Regions from separate parts of the Homo sapiens genome. Here region 1 is linked to region 2. Evidence: read pairs that join two places in POLR2A ChIA-PET (ENCODE). Cell type or tissue: OCI-LY7. All regions are shown on one strand.

Region 1 (5,000 bases), 110 kb after region 2:
AAGCAATTTTATTCCCATGAAGATAAACTCTATTGAGTGACTATTGGATAATTACTGAACCTTAGGCAGTGTGCTGAATGTTGGGGTTACAAAAATGGGATTACCACTCAGATGGTAAGAGTGTACCATCTGATAAAAGACATAAACCCTCGTCCGGGTGCGGTGGCTCGCACCTGTAATCCCAGCACTTTGGGAGGCCAAGTTTGGTGGATCACCTGAGGTCAGGAGTTCGAGACCAACATGGCGAAACCCTGTCTCTACTAAAAATGCAAAAATTAGCTGGGTGTGGTGGCGGGCGCCTGTAATCCCAGCTACTCGGGAGGCTGAGGCAGGAGAATCACTTGAACCCAGGAGGCAGAGTTTGCAGTGAGCCGAGATCGTGTGACTGCACTCCAGCCTAGGTGACAGCGAGACTCCGTCTCAAAAAAAAAAAAAAAAAATATATATATATATATATATAAAAACCCTCTAGTCTAATTGGCTCGCCTTCTGTCTGCCCAGAGTGAAGTGGCCTATTGTGTTCTGGGTGTGAGATTATTCTAGTTGAAATTCTGACTGCTTGATGCAAGTTCTTACGTTTTATTTCTACCTTGTGGTCTGCATAACCACAACGCCGATACACGGAGCCATAAATGTAAGCAGTTCTCTTGGGTCTTGTACAAAGCCTCAAAAGGTGGTCTTATCTGGGCTTATCTCCCTAGATTTGAAAAATCACATTTTAGCCCTATGTGGGGGCAGTAAACCATGGAATCCAGTCCTATTTAAAACACTGTGACTTTTTTTTTTGTCAGAAGACTAATTCAGAGGGAGAAATGCTCAGGGGCTGGGATTTATGTTTTTTAATTTAAAAAGAAAATAGGGCCGGGCGTGATGGCTCAACCTGTAATCCCAGCACTTCGGGAGGCTGAGGCAGGCAGATCACCTGAGGTCAGGAGTTTTGAGACTAGCCTGACCAACGTGGTGAAACCCCATCTCTACTAAAAATACATGGTGAAACCCCGTCTCTACTAAAAATACAAAAAATTAGCCGGGCATGGTGGTGGGCTCCTGCAGTCCCAGCTACTCGGGAGGCTGAGGCAGGAGAACGGCGTGAACCCGGGAGGCAGAGATTGCAGCGAGCCGAGATCGTGCCACTGCACTCCAGCCTGGGCGACAGAGCGAGACTCCGTCTCAAAATTAAAAATAAATAAATAAATAAATAAATAAATAACAAAAATTAGCCAGGCGGTGGGTGCCTGTAATCCCAGCTACTAAGGAGGCTTAGGCAGGAGAATTACTTGAACCTGAGAGGCGAAGGTTGCAGTGAGCCAAGATCAGGCCACTACACTCTAGCCTGGGTGACAGAGTGAGGCTCCATCTCAAAAAAAAAAAAAGAAAAGAAAATAACTTTTGGGTTTTTTGTTTGTTTTTTTGTTTTTGAGGCAGCCTCTCTCTGTTACCCAGGCTAGAGTGTAGTGGCCTGATCTTGGCTCACAACAACCTCCGCCTCCCAGGTTCAAGTGATTCTCGTGGCTCAGCCTCTGAAGTAGCTGGGATTACAGGTGTGTGCCACCAAGCCCAGCTAATTTTTGTATTTTTAGTAAAGATGGGGTTTCTCCATCCTGGCCAAGCTGGTTGCGAACTCCTGACCTCAGATGAACCATCTGCCTCGCCCTCCCAAAGTGCTGGGATTACAGGCGTGAGCCACCACACCCAGCCAAGAAAATAGTTTTAAGTACCATTTTTAAAAGTATAATTTAGGTTGGGCCGGGCGCGGTGGCTCACGCCTGTAATCCCAGCTACCCCGGAGGCTGAGGCAGGAGAAAGGCGTGAACCCGGGAGGCGGAGCTTGCAGTGAGCCGAGATCGCGCCACTGCACTCCAGCCTAGTTTACAGAGCGGGACTCCGTCTCAAAAAAAAAAAAAAAAAAAAAGGATAAAGTATAATTTAGGTTACCTACCATATTGAAAAGAAGACTTAAAGTGGCAGTTTTTTAACTCCTAGAATGTCGACATTTGAACTATTTTGAGATTAACATTTCTATAGTGTTTAATTTGCTTGCCTCAAACAGCTGTGTGGCAGCCAGGTGCAATGGCTCATGCCTGCAGTCCTACCACTTTGAGAGGCTGAGGTGGAAGGATTGCTTGAGACCAGGAGTTTGAGACCAGCCTGGGCAACATAGTGAGACCCTATCTATCTACAAAAAAATAATAAAAATATTAGATGAGCATGGTGACACATGCCTGTAGTCCCAGCTACTTGGGAGGCTGAGGTGGGAGGATTGCTTGAGCCTGGAAGGTTAAGGCTGCAGTAAGCCATGATCATACCACTACATTCCAGCCTAGGTGACAGAGCTAGACTTTGCCTTGCAGAGCCAGGATTAGATCCCAGACCTCATCTCCAGTATTTTCAATATACCCACCTGAATTTGGACTAACTCAATGGGGTTAAAAAACAAGATTTCTAGGGCATAGAGGCTCATGCCTATAGATCCCCCCCTACTCAGGAGGTTGAGGTGGGATGATTGCTTGAGCCCAGGAGTTTGGTGTCCAGCCTGGGCAACATAAGGAGACTCCGTCTCTAAAAAAAGATTCTTTGTTTTCTCCTCACAATTGGGTTCTTCAAATTACAGTGGGATGAAAGATTCGAGTTATGCTTAGAATTTGAAATCTATCCTACCTGACTATAAAAGAAATTTGAACATAAAATTAGTCATGGGAGGTCGGGCACGGTGCCTCACACCTATAATTCTAGCACTTTGGGAGGCCAAGGCAGGCGGATCACTTGTGGTCGGGAGTTTGAGACCAGCCTGGCCAACATAGAGAAACCCTATCTCTACAAAAATACACAAATTAGCTGGGTGTGGTTGCGCATGCCCGTAGTCCCAGCTACTTGGGAGGCTGAGGCAGGAGAGTTGCTTGAACCCAAGAGGCGGAGGTTGCAGTGAGCTGAGATCATGCCACTGCACTCCAGCCTGGGCAACAAAGTGAGACTCTGTCTCAAAAAAAAAAAAAATTAATCACGATTGTCAGCTAGCTTCACAGCCCCTATGCCATCACCTACATCACATTTCGCCAGCTGCAGAATCAGGGTCTTCCTGTATGTGTCCTGGGCAATTAATGACTTTACCTTTTGCTACCCTATTTTCAGGTACTTGTTCTTAACGGATACAGGGAGAGAAGGCTGCTGAGGGTGTTAGCTCTGTGCAGGCTGTGCAGTGAAATTTAAAGGGTGCCATTTGTAGATAACGTGCATGGCTCCCCCCATGCAGTTGTGCACCCCGGCAGCTCTGAAGAGAGATACCCTGAAACCCCCACCTTTTTGTTAAAATCCTTTACATTTTGGAGTCCAAAATGGACATTGTTTAGTATCATCTCAGACAGTGATTAGGAAAAGGCAAATAATGTATGGCATAAAGAGCACTAATTTGGGTCTGGTCTTAGCCCCACCACTAACCATGAGATCTTAAAAGTCACATCGTCTCTGACCATCTATAAGAAATAGAAATGCAGATGGTTTTTGACAAAAATTGATGTGAAACCAATTAGCTGTGACATAGTATCAGTGTGTGTGTACATATATGGGGGTGGGGATGGGGAGAGTTTGTCCTCAACTGGGCAACCCAAACCCAACCTGTGAGGCTCAAAGGTGCTGCTCTTCCAGGCCCTTCCCAACTTTGCAGTGCAATTAATAACTGGAACTTCTTAGCCTTATAAGATGTTGATCAGAGAATAAAGACTGTGATTTGAAAGCAGATGCCCCTTCATCATGGAGGTCTTTGAGCTATGGCTGAGGAATTAGAGTCTTGGAGAATGGGATCTGTTTGCTATTAAGTATCTCATTATATCCTAACAGACCTTATAAATTAAGGCCTATACACATTCCCAGTCTTTTCATATGGAACAACTCATAAAATAACTTTCTCAGGGTCACTTAAGTCATAGATGAAGTAGAAACTGGAACCCACATCTCCAAACTATTACTTCAGTATCCTATCAACACACAAACACTGTTTGCCCACTGAATAATATATTTGTTGTAGGCACCATCAATGATCAGGGAATTGTGCGCCTGCTGGGAAATTATTAGCCCAGAACAGGAGACCTGGTTATTGATTAAACAGAGCTGCTGCTGGTTAGTGTTAGGCCACACGAGGCTAGATCTACAAAAGTGAGGCAACATCCAGTGGCTAGAGAATGTGCACTGAGGCTCTGCTAAACGCCACAGTAGGCAAGCATGGCTTAGTACACAGAAGACTTCAGAAGACAAACAGCACATATTTGTTTCTGGAGATTTAAAAAATAATAACATTCCAGTGTTACTGGGAGACTGATTTACTATTCAGAGACAAATAAGTTGGAGAGAAATTTTTTGTTCAACCATACTAAATACTAAGGCAAGGTATTGCATTATTACAAGGTAAGACTAGAGGGACTAGAGACTTACTTTTGATGCATGAGTGTCTTATTGTTTCAATGAAGTATCATTTTACCTTCAAAACTTTAGCTCCGGCCGGGTGCGATGGCTCACTCCTATAATCCCAGCACTTTGGGAGGCCGAGGTGGGCGGATCATGAGGTCAGGAGATCGAGACCACAGTGAAACCCCGTCTCTACTGAAAATACAAAAAATTAGCCGGGCGTGGTGGCGGGCGCCTGTAGTCCCAGCTACTCGGGAGGCTGAGGCAGGAAAATGGCGTGAACTTGGGAGGCGGAGCTTGCAGTGAGCCGAGATGGTGCCACTGCACTCCAGCCTGGGCGACAGAGCGAGATTCCGTCTCAAACAAACAAACAACAATAAAAAAAAACCTTTAGCTCCTCTGAGCAAGTGCGACTAGAGCATAATCATTGGCTATCTTAAAAATATACTCTGATGCCAGGTGTGGTAGCTCACACCTATAATCTCAGACTTTTGGGAGGCCGAGGTGAAAAGATCCCTTGAACCCAGGAGTTCGAGACCAGCCTGAGTAACATAGTAACAAACCCTATCTATACAAAAAATACAAAAATTAGCTAGGCATGG
Region 2 (5,000 bases):
TTCTTTCTTTCACGCCATTCTCCTCCCTCAGCCTACCGAGTACCTGGGACTACAGGTGTGCACTACCACGCCCAGCTAGTTTTTTGTGTTTTTAGTAGAGACAGGGTTTCACCGTGTTAGCCAGGATGGTCTCGATCTCCTGACCTCGTGATCCGCCTGCCTTGGCCTCCCAAAGTGCTGAGATTACAGGCCTGAGCCACCGCACCCAGGCTGTATTTTAGTTTTTATTCAGTTCATAGTCTTTTTCTAATTTTCCTCAAAACTCCATTATTGACTCATGAGTTACTTAGAAGTATGTCATTCACTTTCCAAATGCAGTCATGCACCATGTAACGATGTTTTCAGTCAACAGTGGACCACGTACAACCATGCTCCCATAAGATTATAGTAATTGTATTTTTACTGTACTTTTTTTTTTTTTTTTTTGAGATGGAGTTGTGCCCTTGTTTCCCAGGCTGGAGTACAATGGCACAATCTCAGCTCACTGCAGCCTCCGCCTCCCAGGTTCAAGCGATTCTCCTGCTTCAGCCTCCTGAGTAGCTGGGATTACAGGCGTGCACCACTATGTCCATCTAATTTTTAGTATTTTTAGTAGAGGTAAAGTTTCACCATGTTGGCCAGGCTAGTCTCAAACTCCTGACTAGGGATGATCCACCTGCCTTAGCCTCCCAAAGTGCTGGTATTACAGGAGTCAGCCACTGTGGCTGGCTTTTTTTTTTTTTTTTAAGGGAAGAGGTCTCACTTTGTTTCCCAGGCTGGAGTGCAGTGACTATTCGCAGGCATGATCAGAGTGCACTACAACCTCACACTCCTGGGCACAAAGTGATTCTCCTGCCTGAGCCTCCTGGGTAGCTGGGACTATAGGCACCCACCACCATGTCTGGCTTCCCCCGTTTTTAGTAACTATATTAGGGGTATTGGGATGTTGTCCATTTCTTCTCTGTTTTTCAAAACTCCACATTGTTAAGGATATTAACTCTTATGTAAGTTTCAAACTTTTTAAAAGTTTATCTTATTATTTGAGACAGGGTCTCGCTGTGTCACCCAGACTGGAGGGCAATGGCACAGTCTGCTCACTGCAGCCTTCACCTCCCGGATTCAAGCAATTCTCCCACCTCAGCCTCCCGAGTAGCTGGGACTACAGGCATGCACTACTATACCTGGCTAATTTTTGTATTTTTAGCAGAGACAGGGTTTCGCCATGTTGGTCAGGCTGGCAGGCTGGTCTCAAGCTCCTGACCTCAAGTGATCTGCCAACCGTGGCCTCCGAAAGTGTTGGGATTACAGGTGCAAGCTACCTCACCCGGCCTTTTTATTTTATTTTATTTTATTTTTTTTTTTTTTTGAGACAGAGTGTCGCTATGTTGCCCAGGCTGCAGTGCAATGACACGATCTTGGCTCAGGGCATCCTCTGCCTCCTGGGTTCAAGCGATTCTCCTGCCTCAGCTTCCCGAGTAGCTGGGATTACAGGTGCTTACCACCACGCCTGGCTAATTTTTGTATTTTTAGTAGAGACAGGGTTTCCCATGTTGGCCAGGCTGGTTTTGAACTTCTGACCTCAGGTGACCCACCCGCCTCAGCCTCCCAAAGTGCTGGGATTACAGGCGTGAGCCACTGCACCTGGTCTTTTTTTTTTTTTTTTTTTTTTTAATTCTTACAGATGTACTTCCTGCTTTCATACCGAGTTTATCTTTTTTTTTATTATTTTTGGTATCTTTTACTGTGTTCCTCTCAAGCTTTCTTTTTTATATTGTCAAATATGTTTTTTTCTTACTGCTTTGCATGTAGATCATAGATAAGTTTCTTCACACTGGTTACAAAGAAATTTACTCATATTTCCTCCCAGTACTCGTATAGTTTCTTTTTTTTATATTTGTGTATCTGATCCCTATGTAATTCTGATGTTCGGTTTGAGGAAAAGGTATAATTTTTCTCTCACATGGCTATTAGGCGCTCTCAAAAACACATTTTTATCAAATCAATCTTTTTCCCATTGATTTGAGATGCCTTTTTTAGCCATTTAGCAGTAATGTTTATGGTAAGATATGTGATAGGCATATAACTTTTTTTCCAAATGGATTGTCAAGTTTTCTCAACCTTTATTTCTTCTCCTTTAACTGTGTGTGTTAAATTCCAAGATAGACATACATGGGTTTGTTTCTGGGTCTTTTAGGTTATTAATTTCCTTGTCTTTTTGTTTTAGTATTTTACTCTTGTGATGGTGATAGTATTGTGTTGTCCTTTGGTCTTTGGTAGAACAAGTATTTCAATTCCCTAATTATCTCTTGTCTCTCTGAATTTCTGGAAGTTGCTATTCTGCATTTTCTCTGTTCTTAACAACTTTAAAGTTTTTGTATATCATAGTCTTATGCATACTGTTTGTTCTGTAAGTATTTGTGGAAGTGAAATCATTTTTAGGAGTTACATAGAAGATAATTAAGTATATTGTTTTATTCAGCAATATTTATATAATAACTGTAGATGGTAAGGGGTAGAAGCTGGAGAGATGATACAAAAATGAATGAGACACATTGTGCCTGCTTGTTTAGGAAAGAGAGAGTTAAATAATTGCAATATAATACGGTAAATGCGGCAGGATGCTTTGGGGGCATAAAGGGAGAGTAACTGACTTTTCTAATAGAGTTAAGGTTTTGCAAACATTATGACATTTAATCTAAATCTTGAAAGACTTTGAGTGGGAATTTGTTAGGTAGATAAGAAAGAAGATGCCGATCATGGACCCAGCTAGAAAATTTTAATGTAAAATAATTCTTGTAATAAGGGCACTAAAACTTAATCATTCAAAATTCTTAACTACGGTCTTAAGTAACACTGAAGTTTGTTTTTTTAATAGTTTGATTAATTGAAAATTAATACTTTATATGGAATTTAGTTCAGCCTACTCAGTTTAGGGATGAGAAGTTAAGTGACTTTGCTATGGTCACATATTCTTGGAAGAACTGTGATTAAGACTGCTCCAGGGAACTTCTAGAACAGGGAAATTGGTAAAAGTATATGGGGCAGCCTTGGATATATATTAGAAATTGAATACAAATTAAGAATTTATATATTTTTATTGCAGTGTGGTGTTAATTTAGGGGGGTACAAAAGACATATAAATGTATTTTATATAGTTACAAAGAAGTTTTCTAGCAAGAATTAAAATTGCTTGTTACTTGACAAGAATTGGATGGAGCTGTTTTTTTCTCTTAAAAGTCTGATGAAATCAGGCCAGGTGTGGTGGCTTATGCCTGTAATCCCAGCACTTTGGGAGGCTGAGGCAGGCAGATCACTTGAGGTCAGGAGTTCGAGACCAGCCTGGCCAACATGGTGAATCCCCATCTCTACTAAAAATACAAAAATTAGCCGGGGGCGGTGGTGCGTGCCTGTAGTCCCAGCTACTTGGGAGGCTGAGGCAGGAGAATTGCTTGAACCTGGGAGATGGGTGTTGCAGTGAGCTGAGATTGTGCCATTGCACTCCAGCCTGGGTGACAGAGTGAGACTCTGTCTCAAAAAAGGAAAAAATAAAGCCTGATGAAATCAATTTTGGAGTTTTTAAAAATTGTTGAATTTGAACAAGTTAAAAGAAAATAGCTAACACTTACTGTAGTGCTTATTACTCCAGAGTATTACTCTATGCTTTCATTTATTAACTCATTTAACCCTCCTGATTACACTGTGAAGTAGATTTTTTCCTCCTTCCTTCCTTTCCCTTTTCTTTTCTTTCCTTTCCTTTTTATTTCCTTTTTCCTTTCCTTTCCTTTCTTTCATCTAACAAACAGGGTCTCTCTCTCTTGCCCAGGCTGGAATGCCATGGGGTGATCATCACTCACTGTAACCTCGAACCTCTGGGCACAAGTGATCCTCCCACCTCAGTCTCCCAAGTAGCTAGGACTATAGGAGCACACCACACCACCCAGCTAATTTTGTAATTTTTTTGTATTGGAAGATCTTGCTGTGTTGTCTGAGCTGGTCTCAAGCTCCTGGCCGCAAGTGATCCTTGCACTTTGACCTCTCAAAATGCTTGGATTACAGATGTGAACTTTCACACCTGGCCTATAGTCATTTTACAGATTAGGAAAATGATACTACCTAATTTCAGAACTAGTGTTGCTGGGATTCCTATCCAGCAGTGTCATTCCAGAGTCCAGGTTCCAAAGCCTCTTAATTATGACATCCAGTTTTGTTTTGTTTTGTTTTGAGACAGGATCTCACCCTGTTGCCCAGGCTGGAGTGCGGTGGTGTGATCATAGCTCACTGCAACCTTGACCTCCTGAACTCCAGTGATCCTTCCGCCTTAGCCGCCAAAGTAGCCAGGACTATAAGTGCATGACACCACTCTTGGCTAATTTTTTAAATTTATTTTTGTAGAGGCAGGGTCTTACCATATTACCCAGGCTGGTCATGAACTCCTGGTCTCAAGCGATCCTCCTGCCTTGACCTCCCAAAGAGCTGGGATTACAGGCATGAGCCACTGAGTCTGGCTATGACAGCCAGTATTAAAACTGGGTAATCTGATATAAAGGAATTGATAGGACAACTGCCAGGAAGTTTTCTGGTTATCTGTATTTCTACTTATTTAATGAAACAGTTGATAAAGGGCATATTTTAATGTGAATCAGGTGAATCAAGTTTATGGAGAAACAGTTGTCTGTGAAATACATTACTTTCTCCCACTATATTTTTCTTTGAATGTCTGTTAGAGTTGATTAGTACACTAGCATACGGTATCTGAAAAGAAAAGAAGTTTCCTGTTGTCAGAAATACTGTGGGCACATCTTGCGTTATTGTGTATTTTTAAAATAGTCTCTTTTATATTATCTTCTCTATTGATGAGATGACTGCATCAGAAGTGGATACATTTTTAAGTATTGACTTAGAAAACCTCCCAAGATACAAAGATTATCTCATTTTTTTAAAGTGCTGTATAGTAGGAATCTGTTTTTGAAGTACCATGGTGTTCATGATGATGAAACAGGTTTAGGAGCTACTGCAGTAGT

Evidence for each region. Peaks named below come from ENCODE experiments on the same cell type or tissue, not always from the same donor. Only the 100,000 strongest peaks of a DNase experiment are listed, where the experiment ranks them.
Region 1: POLR2A ChIA-PET joins it to region 2 with 5 read pairs; 3 of 35 experiments call an interaction of 5 or more read pairs at or near these places.

What each region holds. Positions count from the first base shown.
Region 1 is chr17:29,551,923-29,556,922 of GRCh38, forward strand. No RefSeq gene overlaps it. Among named protein-coding and RNA genes, the nearest start is that of ABHD15, 13 kb to the right of the region's middle. In OCI-LY7, no CTCF peak of the experiment used is centred here; no DNase peak of the experiment used is centred here.
Region 2 is chr17:29,446,330-29,451,329 of GRCh38, forward strand. The region is part of intron 1 of TAOK1 (TAO kinase 1); the gene reads left to right. Among named protein-coding and RNA genes, the nearest start is that of MIR4523, 58 kb to the left of the region's middle. In OCI-LY7, no CTCF peak of the experiment used is centred here; no DNase peak of the experiment used is centred here; H3K4me3 peaks cover 1,201 bases; H3K27ac peaks cover 1,524 bases.